Linked DNA regions of Mus musculus: all the other regions are linked to region 3. A link is a contact called in ENCODE Hi-C or POLR2A ChIA-PET data. All regions are on one chromosome and are shown on one strand. Each heading gives the region's core, a stretch centred on a gene start or an enhancer-like site at or near the end of the contact. The rest is flanking DNA. Distances are from core to core; before and after follow the strand shown.

The links. Hi-C counts contacts between places; a loop is a spot of excess contacts on that map. ChIA-PET counts read pairs that join two places held with the same protein, here RNA polymerase II (POLR2A).
Region 1: POLR2A ChIA-PET joins it to region 3 with 27 read pairs in Patski. The contact joins two enhancer-like sites. A Hi-C loop is called at or near these places in 1 of 37 maps with a recorded cell type or tissue (T-helper 2 cell). POLR2A ChIA-PET finds 5 or more read pairs at or near these places in 3 of 5 experiments (Patski and embryonic stem cell).
Region 2: a map of heart shows a loop between it and region 3 (6-fold over the local background). The contact joins the promoter of Skil here to the enhancer-like site in region 3. A Hi-C loop is called at or near these places in 23 of 37 maps with a recorded cell type or tissue (CH12.LX, Patski, T-helper 1 cell and 9 more). POLR2A ChIA-PET finds 5 or more read pairs at or near these places in 4 of 5 experiments (Patski and embryonic stem cell).

The regions. Positions count from the first base shown.
Region 1 is chr3:31,021,695-31,024,394 of GRCm38, forward strand. The region is part of intron 2 of Prkci (protein kinase C, iota); the gene reads left to right. Among named protein-coding and RNA genes, the nearest start is that of Mir7008, 16 kb to the right of the region's middle. Within about 2 kb of position 1,262, at least 1 of the 3 ENCODE cell types and tissues checked has a DNase peak (open chromatin) inside an H3K27ac peak, as active enhancers do.
Region 2 is chr3:31,093,756-31,096,455 of GRCm38, forward strand. It overlaps Skil (SKI-like), which reads left to right and starts at 1,303. Exons shown (of 7, transcript NM_001039090.2): 1 at 1,303-1,402.
Region 3 is chr3:31,055,505-31,058,204 of GRCm38, forward strand. No RefSeq gene overlaps it. Among named protein-coding and RNA genes, the nearest start is that of Gm33641, 2.7 kb to the right of the region's middle. Within about 2 kb of position 1,332, at least 1 of the 3 ENCODE cell types and tissues checked has a DNase peak (open chromatin) inside an H3K27ac peak, as active enhancers do; it is heart, where a contact is called at or near this core.

The sequences.
Region 1 (2,700 bases), core at 12-2,511, 34 kb before region 3:
TTGAATGTGTGTGGTGTCTGTGCAGGAGTAAGTTAATGTATGATTAACTCACCGTCTTCTCACAAACCCCCTCAGAGCCTAGCTCATCATGACATTAGGTCCACAGTCCAAAGATGGTCATCTAATCCTGTGTCTTGCCCATCTATGGTTTGGGTTCCTTGACTGCCTCTCTGCTAGTTCTAAAGATCCATGAAATGGTGACAGGATAGTAAACTAGAGACAGGAGTAGTATAGTAGCTACCCCTAGTCACCAAGAGGGGAAGGTTCTGGTTCTGAACTATAATAGAATGTATTGTCATTCCCTCAGGAAAGCTCACTGCTACTCTCTGGGATTGGATCCCATGACTCTTAACATTGATGCTCTGATTCATCCTTCTCTCTTCCTAGGCTCTGTTTTGTAGTTCACTAATTTGCCTAGATTCTCTCCCACAGTTGAAAGACATAGCTCTTCATTTTGAACATTGTAGACCACCTGTGTATGGAGTTGTAACTGTTCATTGGACAAAAGCCATACTCACATCAGACTCTTCTAGACAAGGACTACATGTGTCTGAGGTTTGGGGACTAGAGAAATGGCTCATCAGTTGAGGGCACTGGCTACCTTACAGAGGACCCAGGTTTAATTCCCAGCACCTTCATGACATCTCACAACTATCTGTAACTACAGTTCCAGGGGATCTGACACTTTGACATATGCACATTCAAGAAGACACCACACCAATGCATATAAAAATAAAAATAAATTATTTTACAAAAAGAAAAGCCATTTGCTACTTTGGCCCTTCTGCCCAGTCTTCTGATCTTTGTATTTGCAGCCACTGATTCTGTAGATGCGTTTTCTGTTTGCTGTATTGCCTTCAGTGAGTGTCACCACACTCGCTCATTCATTTTGTCTATTGTCCGAACCGTTTTCTCTGTCTTCTGGCCTTCACAAGCAGTCCGTGGCTGCCATCTTCTGCCTTTCATGAAATAGAAAAGGCCACGTAAGTCTTCTTTTTGTGCCAGTTCTGGTTAGGTTTTCTATTTCTGTGCAACTTACCTTATAACTTAGTGATTCGAAAACTGACTTTCACAGTTCTGTGACTTATCAGAGCTAATGTTATAAATGTCCACAGAACATAAAAGGGAGTGAGGACTTGGCAGCTGAGTTGGAGAAAAGAACAGACACTGTTTTCTTTGAGACCATGTAGATAGGAAATGGTTTCTCTCAAGTAGTAAGCTGGGTTCTGTGCACTGTGTAATTGAAGATTAGTCAGAGCCAGTGGCATGTAGCATGCAGGAATGTGTCATAAAACCACAGGAATGAGCACCAGAGTAGCAGAGGGGAGGATCCAGTTCAAGCCCAGCTTTGCTCTAAGTGACTTGTTCATTGAGGAATGCACCTCGGATTTCCAGGGATCACTCTGCACTTCGCCTGCTTAGTTGAGAGAGGTGTGTCCTCCTCCCCTTCTGTGTGTGTAACTAAAATTCACCACTTACATTTAAGAGTAGCTGGAGCTGGTGTCCAGCCCTAGGTAGGACATCCTTCCCACCAAAGGCTCGGAACACGTCAGAGGAGGGGCATCTCAGAGGAGGGCTTCAAAGAATGTGAGAGATGCAGGAAGGCGAGGAATGCAACGCTGCCTTTGGGCTGTGCTGTGGCCTCTGCAGCCGAGGACTCACTGCAGCTGTGACCAGTGCAGGGAGGTCAGTCATCATCCCAGCAGAGAGGGCTCAGTGGGCAGCTGTGAACAAAGAAAGAGGCAGAAGGGGAGAAAGGCTCGTGGGGTGCTTCAGAGGAGTGGGAGGGAAAGTGGAGCTGGGGTATACATCATCAGGACGCATTGTTTCTATCTATGCAGTTGTCAAAGAGTAAAAGATGCTTTGTTTAAAGAGAGAAGAGAAACAAAAAGAAGGTGATGGAGAGGTGGGTGAGCAGTGAAGAACACTTGCTGTTCTTTTTGCAAAGGACCCAGGTTCAAATCCCAGCACCCACAAGGTACCTTACAACTGTCTGGAACTCTAGTTCCAGGGGATCTGATGCCTTCTGACCTGCCATAGACACACACACACAGTGCACAGACATATCTGCTAGCAAATATTTGTCAAATAAATCTAAAAAAAATTTTTAGTAGCTCAAGCTAGACTATTCTTAGTCCAGAGTACTTTAGTGGTTTCTTTCTTGTGACTTAATTGACCAAGGTTGTAATATGATACAATATCCATTACAGTCACTGCCTGTGTTAGGGTCCAAGAATCACCAAGGAATGATAACCCAGACTCAAATAGTATGCAAAAGCAAAGAGCATTTTTTTTCCAGCGGAATTTCCTGCATGCAGGGGTCTTTTCATTCAGGAATAGAGACACCGAGTGGGCTCGCAGGCCCAGCTTTTATTGTCAAGGGAATTCCAGTGTGTGTGTGTGTGTGTGTGTGTGTGTGTGTGTGTGTGTGTGTGGTATGTGCCCCTTTACCGTGATTGGTTAGCTCTACTCTAGGGATCCTTCAGGCCAAAGGACAAGGTGTCCTCAGATTGGCTGCCCATGGCTGCGGTTGGCTGACCACAGGTTCCTGGATCCCAGTTCTGTTTGTGGGAAACACAAACTTAGGCCTAGTCTCCCAAACTGTTTGCAGCCTGTCATGGAGTCAGCCTGGCTCTGGCTCAGTCCTCTCACCTGGAAGCCCTACCCATCCATAGTGTGGCAGTGGAACTGCTTTAGCTC
Region 2 (2,700 bases), core at 53-2,552, 38 kb after region 3:
GCTACTCGCTGCGCTATTTCAGTTCCTGATCCTGCGGTGGGGTGGAGAAAAGGGGATTTCTTGGTGTTTCGAAATATGACGGGCTAGCTTCACAGAGTTGAATATTCGAGCTATCCTGGATACGTTGGCTAGGAAGTCCCCTCACCCACCCCCGCCGGCGGTTCGAGGTGGCAGCCGAAAGTGGTTATCTTCCTCCACCTCTTACCGTCTCTGGAAAAATTAAAAAGAAAGAAAGAAAGAAAAAAACACACCCGAAAACACCAACCAAAGTGCTTAGTGAATCAGAATGGGTCACTTATGGAGGCTAAGAGCAGCTGGGGCAGCAAGATCTGTCCCCGCGGTGCGCAAACCGCGGACTCTGGGGCGATGGCGGCCGGGTCAGGCCACCCCAGAGCGGCCAGGCGGGGCTGCTCACCGGCAGCTGGCAGGGCGGCCGCGGCGGGAGGCCCCACGGGGGCGAGAGGCCCCGCGACGTCGGCACTGGGCGGGGGGAGGGTGGCAACACTGGGAGCGGGGAGCACGGGGGCAGGTGGTGGCGCTGCGGGGGGGGGGGCGGTGGCAGCGCGGGGGCGTCTGCGCGGCGGGCTCAGCCCGGGGGTCGCGGCGGGGAGCCACCCGCAGGCCACCTCCGGGGCGGGGCCGGGCGGCCAGCTGCGGCCGCGGGGGTTGAGGGGGGCTGCTGGCCGAGCCTGACCTCGGGCGCGGCCAGCTGCCGGGGTCGCGCACAGTGCAGCCCGCCGCGCCCTGCCCCCTCTCCCCCTTCTCACCCCCCCCGCCTCGCAGCGCGGCGGCCCGGCGGCCAGGGCGCCCCCAGGTCTGGCCCGTCGCCACACGGCGGCGGGCGTGGCGAGGGCGGCCCCAGACAGCCGGCTGAGCGACTCGAGGAAGGAAGGAGGGCGGCGGGGGTGGGGCCGAGGGAACATCCTGTCTGAGCCGGGCACCGCAGACAGCGCCGTGCGCCAGCCGCCCAGACGGCGCGCCGGGCCAGCAGCGCGGGGTACGCGCGAGGGGGGCGGGGGAGCGGGAGCACGCGCGTGCGCGGCCGAGGCGCCAGGCGCGCGCCCCGGTCGGGGCTGGGGACGCGCGCGCAGCCTGCAGTGTGCAGCCCGCCGGGAGCCACAATAGGCCAGACGGCGCGCGCGCCCGAGGGGCTGGCTGGCGCGGGGCCGCGCGGCGCCGCTGGCTTCGTTCCCTCCCCTCCCCCGCCCGCCGCCCTCGCTGTCCCCCGGGCGGCCGGAGACGGCGGCGGCGTCTGCGGGAAGCCGTGTCTCCGCAGTGACGTGGGCGGGCCGCGGGCCGGGTGACGTCAGAGGCTGTGTGTAGCGATGTGTGTGGGGTTCGGAGCGGCGCCGGCACAGCGAAGGCGGCTGGCGAGCGACGGCGACGGCGACGGCGGGCACAGGTGCGGCCGCAGGTCGCGAGGGGACGCGAGGGGCGTGCGGCCTCTGGGGGCGCTGAGGCGGCGGCGGCGGGGGTGATGGGGAGGGCACAGAGCCCGGGGGTCTGCCCGGGCGCGGAGGGCCTGAGTGGGGCGTCCGGGATGCGTGGGGGTCCCGGGCGGGGTCGCGGGCACAGGGCGCGCGGCGGGGGTCCCACGGGTGTACAGGCCTCGCGGATTCTGGGACGGGTCAGCTGGGAGGGGATGGCGGTGCACTTGACCCGAGCCGCCGGGACCCAGGAGACCTGGACCCTGGTCATCGCCGCCATCCCCCGGCCGTCTGCGCTCGGCGGGGATGCCCCGGGCTGGCCCCAGCTCTAAGCGTCCGGCGACGCGGGCTTCCGGGCTTGGCGCCTAACCTGCCCGCGCCCCTGTGGGTGCCACGGCTCAGGGTGGGTCAAGTGGGGGGAGGCGCAGCCCTGGGGCGCCTAGGTAACCCTAGAGAACTTCCCGCGGGCCGGGGGCGTGGGGTATTTCCACCGGCGGCCCCCGCAGTGGGGCGATGTGGGGAGGGCACTTAGGGTGATCCCAGTCACAGAGGTGGGGGTTGGGAGGACTCCTACTTCCTCTGCCCCCTCTCACCTCACCAGACGCCGGGAGTCCCCTGCTTCCCTGTCCTTTGGGTTGATGATGAGTGGGTGTCTCTGCGTGTGCGCAGGGCTGTGGGGGCGCCCCTGGTCTAGGTCATGCCTTCTGCCCTTTTCCTTGGCTCGCCTTGGCTGAGGTGTCCCTGTAGTGGCGAAAGTCACAGTACGGTGGCTAGGTGGCTTTCGTCCATAATTCTCTGGGTTTGTGTTAACATAAATTGCTGGGAGTTTAGAAGCAAAGCTTTTTATTTGTCGGCTTTTACTGGGTTTTCTCCAGGGAGGGAAGTGGATGAATACTCTTTTTCGCCACTCTGCCTCCATTTGCATTCTTTGTGAGGTCTGTCTGCCTTGTGCTTTTTGTCCCGGATTAGTCTTGCTCATGGATGGAGATTTCCAGGCGTGGAGTCTTACAGCTTTTGGCTTCCATTAGGCAAATTCGCTAACCTTTTAAAGGGAAAGTTTTTTTTTCTTCTTCATTCCAAAAAGATAGTATGTATGAATGTACTTGAAGTTTAGTTGCATATGGTAGGTATATTAACATGTATCTTGGGGGGTGGGGAGACCAGAAACTACAGGTTTTTTTTTTTTTTTTTTCTAACGAGAAAGGATTGTTTTTTAAAATTTAAATGGCATGCATAGTTGAGAAAGCCTCTGGTACTGAGGTTTGGTTATTCG
Region 3 (2,700 bases), core at 82-2,581:
AAAGTTTGAAATTTTTCGTAAGAACTTTGTGAGTAGTTCTCTGACTTTATATTAATACTTAAGAATAAAATATATATTGCAAAAACGTAACTTTGGAATTTTGGGTGTGCTTGTGGTACACAGGCCTCAGACAGTCTCAAGTGATCCTCGGGTCCATCTTTTTCTTTTGTTATTTTTGTTGTTAAGCTAGGGTTTCTCATTGGCCTAGAGCTTGCCCAAGTAGCCCCTGGAGAAAATGTAAGCAACCTTTTTTTTTTTTTTTCTTTTCTTATCACTAAGGTTTTCCCTAACACAGATGTTCCCGTGTACCGCAGGAGCTGTATTTGTGAATGGTCTGACTCAGTTTTACTGTATGGTTTGATTTTTGCTCATATTGTTGAAGATTGGGCCCATCGCTTCACACATACACGGCTGAGAAGCAACCCTTATGTTTTTGTGTCAACCTTGATGTTTTTCTAAACTTTCCTTATTTTAAGCTTAAAAGTTTAGTTCGTGCATTGATTGGGAGGTTTTAGAATATACTGGTTTTTTTTTTTTTTTAAATATTTATTATATGTAAGTACACTGTAGCTGTCTTCAGACACTCCAGAAGAGGGAGTCAGATCTTGTGATCCGATGGTTGTAAGCCACCATGTGGTTGCTGGGATTTGAACTCCTGACCTTCGGAAGAGCTGTCGGGTGCTCTTACCCACTGAGCCATCTCACCAGCCCCCGAAATATACTGTTTTTATTTGAGAATTCCATGCGTTTGTACAATGTATTTTGTTCATCCACCCTCCATATTCCATCTCAGCTCTAACTGGACCCCCTCCTCGCTGCAGCTAGATCCCTACTTGTCTTCCTCCCCTTCATAACTCATAGCCAATCAGAGCTGCCCCTGTGCACAGGGCTCTGGAGCCATCCACAGGACCACAGAGCAAACTACCAGCAGCTACGCTAAAAAATGACCCCCCTTCCCTCAGCAACCACCAGCTGCCGGTAGGTCCTTCCCTAGGAGTGGGACCTTGAGGCAACCCCCCCCCCCCGCGCGCACGCGCGCCCCAATTCATTTTGGAATTTGGTTTCATTTTTGTGCAAGTCTTACCGGCAGGCAGCCACAGCAACCGGGTGCATGAGTACAGTAGCCAGGTCAAGTTCGACAGAGCATTTTACTCCTTGGGATAGAGTATTGACATAGATGTCCAAGTTTTATGGCTGAATACACCTTTTTTTTTTTTTTTTAAGATTTATTTATTATATGTAAGTACACCGTAGCTGTCTTCAGACACTCCAGAAGAGGGCGTCAGATCTCGTTACGGATGGATGGTTGTGAGCCACCATGTCCGGAATTGAACTCATGACCTTCCGAAGAGCAGTCAGCGCTCTTAACCGCTGAGCCATCTCTCCAGCCCCCACCTATCGTTTATTCTTAGCACGGTGAAATTTGAGTTCACATTAACTGTTGCCCACTACAAACAAACAAACAAACAAGCAAGCAAGCTTTTCAGCCGAGGTGGAAAACAGATACATTTGATACATTTACGGTGAGAGTTGCTGGCACGGCGGCACGGAGCGGAATGTGGAAGATCCCTCCGGCTCTAGCAGGTTCCATGTTTTGCTGTGTAGGGAGGGAGGAGTGAAAACTGTTTTTTCTCAGCAGCAGCGGGGTTCTGGTGTGGGGGAGGGCGGGGAGGGGGAGGTGTAAATCGGCGCTCCACTGTGGCCCTGCAAGTCTGAGAGGAGGCAACATAAGTTCTACGGGAGTTGGAAAAGTGCAATTTTAAGGAATTTTTTGTTTGATACTATGAACAAATGTGTTGCAGAAAAGTTGATTTAGAATTTTTTTTTAAAGCATACGCATGCGTTTATGTAGGAGGTATTTCCTGGGTTAAAATGGTCTCTCCCTAGCAGTGTGGTTTGGGCTTGTAGGAGATCGGAAGTGGGACAGACAACTTTGGCCCTGGTTGGCTGAATGATGATGCTATGTCTCACCACTAGGGGTCAGTCTCTTGCCTAATGATGGTCAGAGTTACCCTGCAGAAGCGGTCTGAACTCACCCGCAAGTAGCCAGTGACCAAGAAGTTCAGGATTTTATCGGTGTTCATCTGTGTCTCGATTTTAATCGACTCAATATACTATACAAATTGATCTTCAGAATGAAATCTAAGTTATTTTGGAGTTTGACTTAAGTAGGATTCTTTCCCTCTGTAGGTACTGTAACTCTATGTTATCTTTATGGACTATGAGTGAGAACCTCCTTTGTGAGGAAATATATGTGAGGGTTTAAGTATGCCATGTTTCTCCTATGAAGAAGAATATTTCTAGTTGATAATGAAACTAAGGTGGGCAGAGGCAGCCACAGCAGGTACCTCTAATCTCAGTCTGGTTAAACGAGGTCCTGTCTCAAATCAATATAAATAAATAAATACAAATAAAATTAAAGTTGACTCGGTTATTAATGTGCACAGGAACTTAGTTATATCAAACGTTACAGGACATTAAAGTGGTGTCCTTTATTGATTTAACCTATAAATTCAGACACTCAGATTGTCATTCATAAACATGATTTAGCAGGGGCTATAGTGAGGCCCTAATTTGAATCCCTGGGACTGATAGAAAAATAACCAACTAAACAACCATATGAAAACAATATGGCTTAAGCTGACACTGATTAAAAGCACTCATCGCTCTTACAGAGGACCTGGGTTCAGTTCCCAGCAC